4 separate regions of the Homo sapiens genome follow, and regions 1, 2 and 4 are each linked to region 3. A link is a contact called in ENCODE Hi-C or POLR2A ChIA-PET data. All regions are on one chromosome and are shown on one strand. The core of a region is the stretch at or near the end of the contact, and the rest is flanking DNA. Distances in the headings are between cores, read along the strand shown. Region 1 holds the start of NEDD4L (NEDD4 like E3 ubiquitin protein ligase). Region 2 holds the start of NARS1 (asparaginyl-tRNA synthetase 1). Region 3 holds the start of MEX3C (mex-3 RNA binding family member C). Region 4 holds the start of MALT1 (MALT1 paracaspase).

Region 1 (2,703 bases), core at 124-2,623, 6.8 Mb after region 3:
CCTCAGTATTGAAAGAATGGACAGAAATCTGACTTTTAAATAGTCCTCCATAAATAGTTCTCATTGGGGGTTTTGTGGCCTGTAAGTACTGTGGACTTGACGGCTCAAGACTTCTAGAGAAGGCTTCTGAGTAGGATGTTGACTCCATGGGGCTAAGTCGTCAAAGGAAACCCATTCTACGGCACAGGTTTTAAGCCAGTCATGCTGCAGGAAGGCAAAGGAGAGCTTAAGGTAGCATGGGTGGGCTCTTTTGAAAACGAACTAGCAGGGCGAACAGCAGATATTTAGTTATGTAGCTGGCAACGAGGAATATGATTCCTTCGGGTCACGCGAGTTCTCTCTGAACTTCCTTGAATGAAAATCCTAAATGCATCCTGGTAATACCCAAGTAGGCACTTTGACGTTTCCTTTTCAAAGGCAAATGGAATGTTCTGCGTCTGTTTTCTTTTTGAACTCCCAACTGCACTTAACATCTAAATTTAAGGAAAGGCTTCCGAAAAAGTCGACTGACGAATTTCTTTCACTTATTTAAAGTAGTCTCTTGCAGTCCTATAAATCGGAAGGATTAAATGAACTGCTTGCTAGAGAAACGGTAGCTGGGTGGTGGGAAGAATCCTACGGTGGCTAATAAGACGTCTCGATCATTTGCATATGCAAAGGATAACCTTAAGCTTGAGTTTGATATTTCACGTTGCGGCTCACAAATGAACTGCTTTTTATTCAAAGAACCATGCTGTCTGTTTTCGCGTGGGTGGGTGTGTAACCGGGGCGGGCGCTATGTTGGTTTTGTTCCCTGCAAGGTTGACACAGGCAATGGCGACTTGCGGCCACACTGGGGCAGCCTCTCCTCGGCTGGCAGCCGGGCCGGGCGGCTCGCTCCCGGGAGCTGACAATGTAGCCAAGTCCTGCTCGTCGGGGCCGCAAAGAATTTAAAGGGGTCTAGAAACATCCATCTTTTCCCCTTTTCACAGTTAACAGCGAGCTCAGGGCTCTCGGTAAAAAGACCACCGGGAGGAAGAAACGCTCAGGGCGTTTTTGTTATTGTTCGCAAAATCCTCTATCGCCCCCAAACGTCCAGCCCGCCCCCTCCCTAAAGCGGAGGGAAACCGGGAGAGGAGGGAGGGTCGGCGGCGCCGGCCAAGCGCGCCAGTACACGCCCCTGCGGATCCGCCCCGCGGCCGGGTGACCCCCGCCGCGCCGCGCTGGAGGCCCCGGGCCGGGGTGGGCGTGGGGCTGAACTCCGCCACCCCCGCAGCCCGCGGCCCGCTCGCCAGCCCGGCCTGTGATTGGCTTGGGGGGCGCGTGTGCCCGCCCCGGCGAACGGGGAGGGTACCCTCGCGGCGCCGGTGGGAGGAGGCGGAGGAGGGGGCGGAGAGAGCGGGGGCCCGGACGGCGCTAGCGAGGAGGCGGGCGAGCCGGGTCCCCGGGAGCGCAGAGGAGGCTCGGAGGGGGGCGGAGAGCGGCGGGGCGGGAGGGAGGCGCGGGTCGCGGGGAGGGAAAGCCCGGCCGGGTCTGCGCCGCCGCCGCGCGCAGTGAGAGGCGCCGGGGCTGCCGCCCGGTGCTCGGCGCGCTCTCGGGAGCCGCCCGCCCGCTGGTCCCGCAGCCTTCCGGGAGGAAGCGGTGCCGGCAGCGTCCAGGGCGCGCTCTCGGGCACCCTCACCTGCCGGCGCCCGGCCGCTTACCCGGCAGGGCGTGCGCAGGGTAGGGTGCGGGACCGGGGGGACCTGGAGGCAGAGGGGAGAACCGGCCGTCCGCGCCGCAGCACAGCCGCTGGGAGCGCCTCAGACCCCGCGCGGGGCGCCGGCTCCATGGCGACCGGGCTCGGGGAGCCGGTCTATGGACTTTCCGAAGACGAGGTGAGTGGCACCCCCTTCCTGCTCGGGACTCCCCGGGGAGTTCCTATCCCGCGCCGGCAGGGGGAGGGGAAAGGGGCCGTCCCCGGGGTGCTCGTGCCCAGCGTCTGCAGGGGAGCCCCAAAGCGGGAGCGCCCCGGAGCGGGATCCAGGGGAGCTTGGGTCCTTCCGCACCCCCCACCCTCCGCAAGCCGAGCTCATTGTTTGTAAATAAAGCGGCGCGACGCCCTTGGAGCTGGGGGTTCACTCCGCAGCTCCTCGCTTTCGGGAGGAGAGGGAGGGGGCATGCGTGCCTCTCTTCCCTCTTCCTCTCCAAGCAGCGTCTCCCGGGGCTGTTGGGCAACTTTCCGCCTCTCGCCCCTGCAGCCCGGGAGTCCATGATGCATGTCACGTCTGGGTCGCGCGGCTGGAGACCCGGGACTGCGGAGAAGCCGGATCGTTTCCCCCTGGAACTTTCTCTCTCATGATTGTGTGGATCAGCAGGCGCTCAGAAGCCTGTGCGTGCTTATCCCGGCGGGAATGGGGGACACGCTGCGTGTGTCCCTCCCCTCGTTTTGCAAAGTCTACGGCCAGGATTGTGGATTTCGGAGCCTCGGTGGGGGAGGTGTTCAAGGCTGGTGGCAGGTGCTCCTGGAAACTTGGGGAGGAAGCTTGCAGCCCTGCCATTTTTTCCTCCCGAGGATTCAAAGCCCGGCACCTCCAGGGTGGGTGGGGAGAGGAAAGCTTAATTGATCTCTTTTATTAATAAAGCGACTGAATAAGCCACGCCTCCCAGGCGGTCGGTTTCACTGGAAAGGGCTTTGTTTTTACCTTCATTCTCTCTTCCGTGTCTCCCACTCCCCCCTTTTGA
Region 2 (2,700 bases), core at 54-2,553, 6.4 Mb after region 3:
ATGCAGTCTCATTTTCCTAATGAGAAGAGACTCTACCTTTAGACCTGTTTTAAATGGTTTCTCCTTGGTTCCATCTCCCGTGGCATCGCTTCCCTCTCGGTCAGAGACGTACAGCTCTGCTGTTTGACAAAATGAGGGTAAGTTATGGTCTGGCCATTAACTATTAGTCACCTTACTACTTTATTCATTCCTTATCTTTGTAAACAGAACAAGCATCGATTAATAAAAATTGAGGTCCATAAGTAATTAATATCCTAGTTATTTCCCCACTCCATTTCAATAACATCCATCTCATAAAAACATTAGTTAATAATCCAGGTTTTCAAAATGAACTCTGATCATTTTAATTTGTGATATTTATTCTATCTAATTGGGCACCCAAAAATAAAATATGGGCTTTGAAGTTGATCAGACATACGCTGGAATGTTGGATTTTGTACCTTAAAAGGCAGGGTGACTCTGGAGAATTTACTTAACCTTTCTGAGCTTATTTCTTTACCTATAAAATAGGAAAAACAATCCCCATCTTGAAAGGCTGTGCTGAGGATGAAATAAAATAACACATACAAATCAGATATCCCAGTGCCAGTTTTTGTAGAGATGGCAAATAAACACCAGCTCCCTCTGGACTTTAAAGGAAACAGAAGCTCTGAGGTTAGAAAATTTCAGAAGGCCTCACAACTAGTAGGTCTGAACAGTTAACATCCATCCAGGTCTCTCTCTTTTTTTTTTTTTTTTTCCTACTGCACAGTATGGTCTCCCCGGAAACCTCAATAAAAAAATGAGGGTGGGAGAAAAACAACTAGAATCCTAAAGCCCCTTCCTGACGATCACTTTGAAGAACTGCAGGAGTAGGGGCTACCCTGTGTCTGAACCCGTCCCAGCGCCTGAGTCTCAGCGCAATCGGGAGGTTTCGCAGCGGGGCAGGGGAAGGGCCCGGAGCCACCGCCATCGCAGCCCGGGGGAACGACGGACTCGGGGAAGCCCGGCCTGGCCCTTCAAGTCCCGGGCCCAGCAAAGGCCAGCACCCTCCCTCCCTCCCTCCCTGCAATCGGTCCCCAAACATTCGCGGGGCGCCCACTCTGGTAGGCACTAAGGAAAGCGCCGAAACCCGACTGGAGCAGAGTTCCTGCCCCAGGCAGGGAACACCGCGCCATACACTGAGTCTCACCCACCTAGCACCATGCCTGCAGTGGCCCTGGTCACCTCCAAGGACACAGACTGCAACACCGACGCCGTCTTATGACTCCAACGTGCACCGGCGGTTTCCGCGATTCCGGCGTTGCATCAGAGAGCGTAGATCTGAGGGCGCCTGCGAGAATCGGCCGAGCGCCGCGGTTCCATTGGTTACGAGAGGTGGGCGAGCGGCGCCGGGGCCGCCATCTTTGGTGAGGGCAGAGGCAACTTCCGGATCCAGAGACGCCCCGCCCCACGCGTTTGTGCAGCTCGGAAGGCGCTGCCTGTCCCGGAGCTCCGCGGCCCTGGAGACCCTGGCACAGTGTCACTTTTGCACCCTTCCTTCCCCGCCTCCCCAACTTTCCTTTCTGAATCTTCCAATTCCGCCCCAGCTGGAGGCGTGCGGGTCCTCTTGCAAACCAGACCAAGGATGTCGCCCCGATCCCCAGATGGTGGAGGCTGGTTGAGTTCATGTCACCAGCAAACACCGCGCCAGCTGCGAGACGGGGTGCGCGGCGGTGGAGGGGACGCAGCGGGTTGCGTAAACTTCCTTTTTTTTTTTTTTTTTTTTGAGACGGAGTCTCGCTCTGTCACCCAGGCTGGAGTGCAGTGGCGCGATCTCGGCTCACCGCACCCTCCACCTCCCGGGTTCAAGCGATTCTTCTGCCTCAGCCTCCCGAGTAGCTGGGATTACAGGCCTGTGCCACCATGCCCAGCTAATTTTTGTATTTTTAGTAAAGACGGGGTTTCACCATCTTAGTCAAGCTGGTCTCGAACTCCTGACCTTGTGATCCGCCCACCTCGGCCTCCCAAAGTGCTGGGATTACAGGCGTGAGCCATCGCGCCCGGCCAGATGCGTTAACTTTCTAAACTCCGTGAGCCAGCGTCCCTCGGTGTTCAGGAGAGGAGCTATGGTATATGTTCATTTAAAATTGTAAGGATTACCGTTAGGAAGGCCATAATAATGTGGTGGAAAGAACGAGGGCTTCGGAATACAAACCTGGGTTCTGCCTTTTACTAACCGTGTGTCTTCAGATAAATTACCTAAACTGAATGAGCTTCATTCAGCGAGTTGGGACCGATTGCAGGGAGGGAGGGAGGGTCCTGGCCCTTGCTGGGCCCGGGACTTGAAGGGCCAGGCCGGGCTTCCCCGAGTCCGTTGTTCCCCGGGCTGCGATGGCGGTGGCTCCGGCCCCTGCCCCTGCCCCGCTGCGAAACATCCCGATTGCGCCGAGAGTCAGGCGCTGAGAGGGGTTTATCTGTGTCTTCAGATAAATTACCTAATCTGAATGAGCTTCAGTTTTTCTATTTGTGAAAGATGATATAAATTCACTGCCCGGGCATGTAAGAGGTGCTAATAAAGGGTCTGTCATCATTTTCAACTTTTTTTTACTTTTTTGGTGGGCTTTTTTTTTTTTTGGAGACTGGGTCTTCTCTGTTGCTCAGGCTGGAGTGCAGTGGTGCTATCATAGCTCACGGCAGCCTCGAACTCCTGGGCTCAAGTGAGCCTCCCACTTAAGCCTC
Region 3 (2,702 bases), core at 184-2,683:
CTTTTACCACCTCACTGAGGTTTCTGGTGCCACGCCAGCCTGGTGTTCCACGAATACAGCCCAAGTAACGTGAACACCACCGGACTGGGTCGCCCGAGAAACTTCACACTTTTTACCAGGCAAGACGGGCGGAAAAGCGTGGGTTTTCGCAAGGTGACCCATCTTCACATCTGGTCGACCCTCGGCTCCTCCCAGACCCCTTCGCGGTGGACTTGGGGGCCTCGCCGGGTTCGCCTTTTCCGTCCCACGCTCCTTTCTCTCGTCTCCCCACCCACGCCCGGGGCCATGCCCAGCTGGACCTCCCCACCCCTGCACTCACCCTGGCGGCCGACGATCTCGGCGACGTGCTCGGAGCTGGGCACCGGGACGCACTCGGTGGTGTTGACGCTCTTTCTCCGGAGCAGGGCCGCCTGCTCCCCGTTCAGGGCGGCCGCCGCCGCCCCACAACCGCCGGGGCCGTAGGCGTGGGACAGCATCGCCGCCATCATGCCCTGGGCATCGTCCCCTCCGTACAGCACCCCCGCCGCCGCCGCCGCGGCCGCCGCCTCCCGGGCATCGAACCTGGCGGCTGGCAGCAGCACAGACCCCAGGGACCCGCCCGGGATCTGCTGGGTCTGAGAGGCGGTGGCCGCGGGCGGCGACAGCAGCAGCAGCGACGACCGGTCCTCCTCCTCTGCTTCCTCCAGCTCCTCCTCCTCCAGCAGGTCTCCGTCCAGCTCCGCTTCCTCCCCCTCCTCCTCGTCCTCTTCCAGCTCCAGCTCGGCCGCCTCCGGGGCCCCGGGCCGGCCGGGCGGAGCCCGCTCCTCTGGAGACAGCTCCGCCGCCCGCCGGGCCTGGCCCTGCGCCGCCGCTGCCGGGGCCCGAAGCGCCGGGGCGCCGGGCTCCGCCGGGCTGGGGTCGTCGAGGCCTAGCGCGGCCAAGCGCTCCCTCAGCAGGAGCCCGTCCCCCTCGAGCTCCGGGCCGCCCGAGGGCGGCGGCAGAGGCGGCGGTGGCGGCGGCGGCGGCGGGGGCGGCTGCGGCAGGGGGGCCGGGGCCGCCGCCAGGGCCAGGGCCGCGGAGCTGCCGCTGGGCATCGCGGCGGCGCGCTGTCAATGGCGGCGGCGGCGGCCGGGTCAGGCGCGGCAGGCGGCGAGCCCCATGGCGGACAGGGCCAGGGCCCTGCTCAGCTCGCAAACACCTTTCCTCTGGGGAGGCGGCGGGGCTGGGGACCCGGGCCGAGGAGCGCCAGGGCCGCCCGGAGACCGGAGAGGGCGGGGTGGAGGGGCAGGGGAAGGAGGCAGAGGTAGGTAACTAGGTGGGTGGGTGGGGACGGCGGCGGGGCGGGCTGGTGGAGGTGGCAGCGGCTCCCCTCTCAGTGTTTCTTTTGTTTCATGGCCTTAACCAGCCCCCGGCGCGCGCGGCGGCGGCGGCTACGCCCCACGCCGCTCTCCGAATGAAGCCGGCGCGCTCTGATTGGGTGCTTTTAATCTCTGGGAGCCCGCCTTCTCCTCCCGCAGCCTTCCAACTCCTTTCCCCAGCCCCACCCCCCACCCTCCTTCGGGCCCCGCCCCTCCCCTCCCCAGAGCTCTCTGATTGGGTGACCGGGACCAGCCAGTTCCCGAAGCCTACTCCTTCCGTCCTCTCCCCGCCCACCTCCCTCTCATTCCTCCCGGCACGCGCGGAGAGGGACTGTGATTGTTCACTTTACACGTCACTCTTTGTGACGTCCCCGGCGGGGGCGGGAAAAAGGAGGCGGACGAAGGCGCTGCAGCAGAGGCTGAAACTAAGGGCCAAGCGGGGTTTTGGCGCAGGCGCGTGCGGTCGAAGCGCACACCTGGATTTGTTTCCCCCCAACCCTTCATCCCTGTAGCCCATGTGGCTGAGTTCTTTTAGGGAAGGCACTGTGTGAGCGGCCTGGAGCAGAGCTGCAGGCATAGGTTCGAGAGCATTGTTTCCTTGGGTTGAGGAAGAGATCGCCCCCTTCAGAGGAAGGGCCTTAAGAAGAGTCACGGAAGGAGGGGCCACGCAGTATCCTCCTATCCCCTCGCGGGGGCGGTTTCCTGAGCCGCGTGGCTCCCGGGCCTTCCCTCTCGGACTCGGGAATGCTCCTCCCACGCCCCGCTGGCCCGGCTTCTCTGCCGGCAGGATGGTTACATCAGCAGCCTGGAGGTGCTGAAGTTTAGCTCTTCGGGGTTTTTTGTTTTTTTTTTTTAAACGGAGTCCAGCTCTGTCGCCCAGGCTGGAGTGCAGTGGTGCGATCTTGGCTCACTGCAACCTCCGCCTCCCGGGCTCAAGAGCTTCCCCTTGCAGTGGCTCACGCCTGTAATGCCAGCACTTTGAGAGGCTCAGGCGGGCGGATCACGAGGTCAGGTCAGGAGTTCGAGACCAGCCTGATCAACATGGTGAAACCCCGTCTCTACTAAAAATACAGAAATTAGCCGGGCATGGTGGCGCACGCCTGTAATCCCAACTACTCGGGAGGCGGAGGCAGGAGAATCGCTTGAACCCGGGAGGTGGAGGTTGCAGTGAGCCAAGATCATGCCACTGCACTCCAGCCTGGGCGACAGAGCGAAACTGCGTCTCAAAAAAAAAAAAAAAAAAAAAAGAGTTTCTCCTGTCTCAGCCTCCCGAGTAGCTGGGATTACAGGCACGTGCCACCACGCCCAGCTAACTTTTGTATTTTTAGTAGAGACGGGGTTTCACCATGTTGGCCAGGCTGGTCT
Region 4 (2,700 bases), core at 39-2,538, 7.5 Mb after region 3:
GTAATAGCATTTACTGAGTCATCTACGATGTGCCAGTTACCGAGTTAAGTGCTTCACATACATCAACTCCTTTAATTCTGGCAACAACTCTATATAAACTGTATTGTCAGTCCTGTGTTAATAGATGAGGCAGAGAAATTAAGAAACTTATTCAAGCTCCTAACACTTGAATCGAGCAGATCTTTCATGCTCTTAGCCATCTCACTGCAGTCTGAATTCTTAACTTATGCTAGAGTGAAGTTTAATGACTGCTTGTGCTAGAATGTGGTGGAGACTGTATGGCGCACCTACCTCGCCAACATGTATAAGAATATAGGTATCCAAATTACTGGTCAGAAAATCCTGCGGCCTTGGGTGATGAAAAGCTAATGGCAACAGAAATTGGGCCAGGAAGCCTCGTGTAGGGAACTACCTGACTGGTCACATTTCGTAAGTTACTTCCTTTTTGTCCCAAACGAAGCCATAGTTTTCAAAGGGATAATGGCCTTGGATGTTGCTAAGATTGGCAGAGAGAGCTCAGGTGTCGTCCATTCCGGATCATTCCAGGGAAAGGCATCCTCTACAGGGTTGCCTGCTTTGATGACGGAGATTGCGGGCGGCAGTCTGACGCGGTGTAAACCAGATGATTCCTGCTAAAAACAATCATTTCCAAGATCTGATTAGCCCTAAATATGCCACAGCTCAGTTTGCAAAGTAGTAATTGTTTAAAAGTCTAGGCAAAGATTTTGGCCAATTCCAACTCAAGTATCCGGATCTCCAGCACTACTTCCCTCTAGCAATGCCATACACATCTAACCCTAAAACGAGGAAGCGTCCGCTGAGGTTGCCCACTGCAGGATGCTGGTGTGTCGCCGGGCACATGAAAGTCCCTGAGTCAGGGGAGAGCGCTCGCCGGGGACTGCGGGCGGGAGCCGGCGACTGAGAACCGCTTGCCCCGCTCTCTGGCGTGAGTACGCAGGCCTCCTCCCACGGTCTCAGGAAGCCCAGACGCCGCAGGCTTCCCCGCCGTAGAGGAGCTGCCGGGGCGTAATTCCTCCACCGCTTCCTCCTCCAGCTGCACCCACCCGTCCTTTCCTGCTCGGGAGGGCTGGGTTTGAAGCGCGCGCCACGGCCAGCCCGGGACCGCGGGGGAGGGCGAGGGAGGCGCGCAGCCGCACGCACGCAGTAGGCAGCCCCGCCCCGCCCCTCGAGGCCCAAGGTCCCGCCCCTCGAGGCTCCGTGCCCCGCCCCCCGGGTGCCCCGCCCCTTTGCGCGGCTGGCGCGGCCAGCAGGCCAGGCTCCCCTCGGCAAACCTGTCTAATTGGGGCGGGGAGCGGAGCTTCCTCCTCTGAGGGCCGTGCCGCGCTGCCAGATTTGTTCTTCCGCCCCTGCCTCCGCGGCTCGGAGGCGAGCGGAAGGTGCCCCGGGGCCGAGGCCCGTGACGGGGCGGGCGGGAGCCCCGGCAGTCCGGGGTCGCCGGCGAGGGCCATGTCGCTGTTGGGGGACCCGCTACAGGCCCTGCCGCCCTCGGCCGCCCCCACGGGGCCGCTGCTCGCCCCTCCGGCCGGCGCGACCCTCAACCGCCTGCGGGAGCCGCTGCTGCGGAGGCTCAGCGAGCTCCTGGATCAGGCGCCCGAGGGCCGGGGCTGGAGGAGACTGGCGGAGCTGGCGGGGAGTCGCGGGCGCCTCCGCCTCAGGTGAGCTCAGGGCCGCGGCAGGCCGGGCGCGCGGGTCGAGCGGGGTGGGCTGCGGTGGGGAGGTGGGGGCGCTGTCGGTGGGGCTGAGCGCGGCGGGGGCCGCCGGCGTGAGTGAGCGGAGGTGGGGAGGACTTCGGTCATTGAGGCGGAGCGGAACTCAGCAGCTCCCCGGAACGCCTGGGGTTTGAGAGCGGGGCCCAGGGCTCTGGAGGGTGGAGGCAAAAGTGGCCCAGCGGCTGCCTCGCTCCCTGTTCCCACCCCCGCCCCTGGTGAAAGGGAGAAGTCGAGGTTGACCCCGGAGGATAGTGAGAGAAGGAAAGCTGTCAGGGGACCCCTAGGATGGGGCAGTCATCCAGAGGACTTAAAATGCAAAAGAAAGGGATGTGGACACTGCTCTGGGAGACCTAAGGAAGGCTGGGAAGAAGCGCAGGCGAGGTGATGAATGCAGAGGGTGGGGTGCAGGAATTCATGAACATTTTGCAAGGTATTGGGAAAGACTGACGCCGAACTCATCATCTCCCTCCATCAAACCAGGTTACCACGTTCTCTTCTTGACTTCACCATGAACATGAAACTCGAAGTAAAACTATTTTCCTTGTTAGGTTTGGAATGGCTGTATTAGGGTTCCTGAAGTTTTGGTCTCGAGACTCCTTTACCCTCTTAAGAATTATTGAGGACCCCAGAGAGCTCTTATGTGGGTTAGAGATAATACATACATGTAATACATACTGATATTTACCACCTTTGAAATTAAAGCTAAGACATTTAAAAAATATTAATTTATTTAAAAAGAATAACCCATTATATGGTAACAGAAATAATACTTTCGTGGAAAAACAAATTTTCCAAAACAAAAAAGTCTATTAGAGAAGTGGCATTGGTTTTCATTTTGAAGATCTCTTTAATGTCTTGGCTTAATCACAGAGCTGGATTCGTTTATGTGCTTCTGCATTCAGTCTGTCGCACTATTACAGGTCACAGAACGCTGGAAACTGCAGTGTCCACTCCTGAAAGAATGAATGAA

The links. A loop is a pair of places that touch in the nucleus more often than their neighbours do. ChIA-PET counts read pairs that join two places held with the same protein, here RNA polymerase II (POLR2A). Pooled maps may share reads with other maps.
Region 1: a map of CD8-positive, alpha-beta T cell shows a loop between it and region 3 (34-fold over the local background). The contact joins the promoter of NEDD4L here to the promoter of MEX3C in region 3. A Hi-C loop is called at or near these places in 2 of 168 maps with a recorded cell type or tissue (CD8-positive, alpha-beta T cell and naive thymus-derived CD4-positive, alpha-beta T cell) and 6 of 50 pooled maps.
Region 2: a loop to region 3 is called in a map of B cell, with 27 times the contacts of the local background. The contact joins the promoter of NARS1 here to the promoter of MEX3C in region 3. A Hi-C loop is called at or near these places in 4 of 168 maps with a recorded cell type or tissue (B cell, CD4-positive, alpha-beta T cell, CD4-positive, alpha-beta memory T cell and 1 more) and 13 of 50 pooled maps. POLR2A ChIA-PET finds 5 or more read pairs at or near these places in 3 of 52 experiments (B cell, CD8-positive, alpha-beta memory T cell and activated T-cell).
Region 4: a map of CD4-positive, alpha-beta memory T cell shows a loop between it and region 3 (16-fold over the local background). The contact joins the promoter of MALT1 here to the promoter of MEX3C in region 3. A Hi-C loop is called at or near these places in 1 of 168 maps with a recorded cell type or tissue (CD4-positive, alpha-beta memory T cell), 1 of 37 single-sample maps with no recorded cell type and 9 of 50 pooled maps. POLR2A ChIA-PET finds 5 or more read pairs at or near these places in 1 of 52 experiments (T-cell).

The regions. Positions count from the first base shown.
Region 1 is chr18:58,042,853-58,045,555 of GRCh38, forward strand. NEDD4L (NEDD4 like E3 ubiquitin protein ligase) reads left to right here and starts at 1,374. Exons shown (of 31, transcript NM_001144967.3): 1 at 1,374-1,856. The coding sequence starts at 1,809. RefSeq lists silencers at 1,069-1,438, 1,459-2,008.
Region 2 is chr18:57,620,533-57,623,232 of GRCh38, forward strand. It overlaps NARS1 (asparaginyl-tRNA synthetase 1), which reads right to left and starts at 1,304. Exons shown (of 14, transcript NM_004539.4): 1 at 1,176-1,304; 2 at 37-119. The coding sequence starts at 1,185. RefSeq lists enhancers at 1,153-1,857, 1,238-1,577.
Region 3 is chr18:51,196,248-51,198,949 of GRCh38, forward strand. It overlaps MEX3C (mex-3 RNA binding family member C), which reads right to left and starts at 1,434. Exons shown (of 2, transcript NM_016626.5): 1 at 320-1,434. The coding sequence starts at 1,073. RefSeq lists enhancers at 1-59, 1,858-1,947 and silencers at 398-447, 468-517, 778-857, 998-1,107, 1,128-1,657.
Region 4 is chr18:58,670,177-58,672,876 of GRCh38, forward strand. It overlaps MALT1 (MALT1 paracaspase), which reads left to right and starts at 1,289. Exons shown (of 17, transcript NM_006785.4): 1 at 1,289-1,676. The coding sequence starts at 1,468. It overlaps MALT1-AS1 (MALT1 antisense RNA 1), which reads right to left and starts at 1,697. Exons shown (of 2, transcript NR_164150.1): 1 at 1,293-1,697; 2 at 1-632. It overlaps LOC105372146 (a long non-coding RNA gene), which reads right to left. Exons shown (of 4, transcript XR_935537.3): 4 at 2,437-2,683. RefSeq lists an enhancer at 608-867 and a silencer at 1,028-1,817.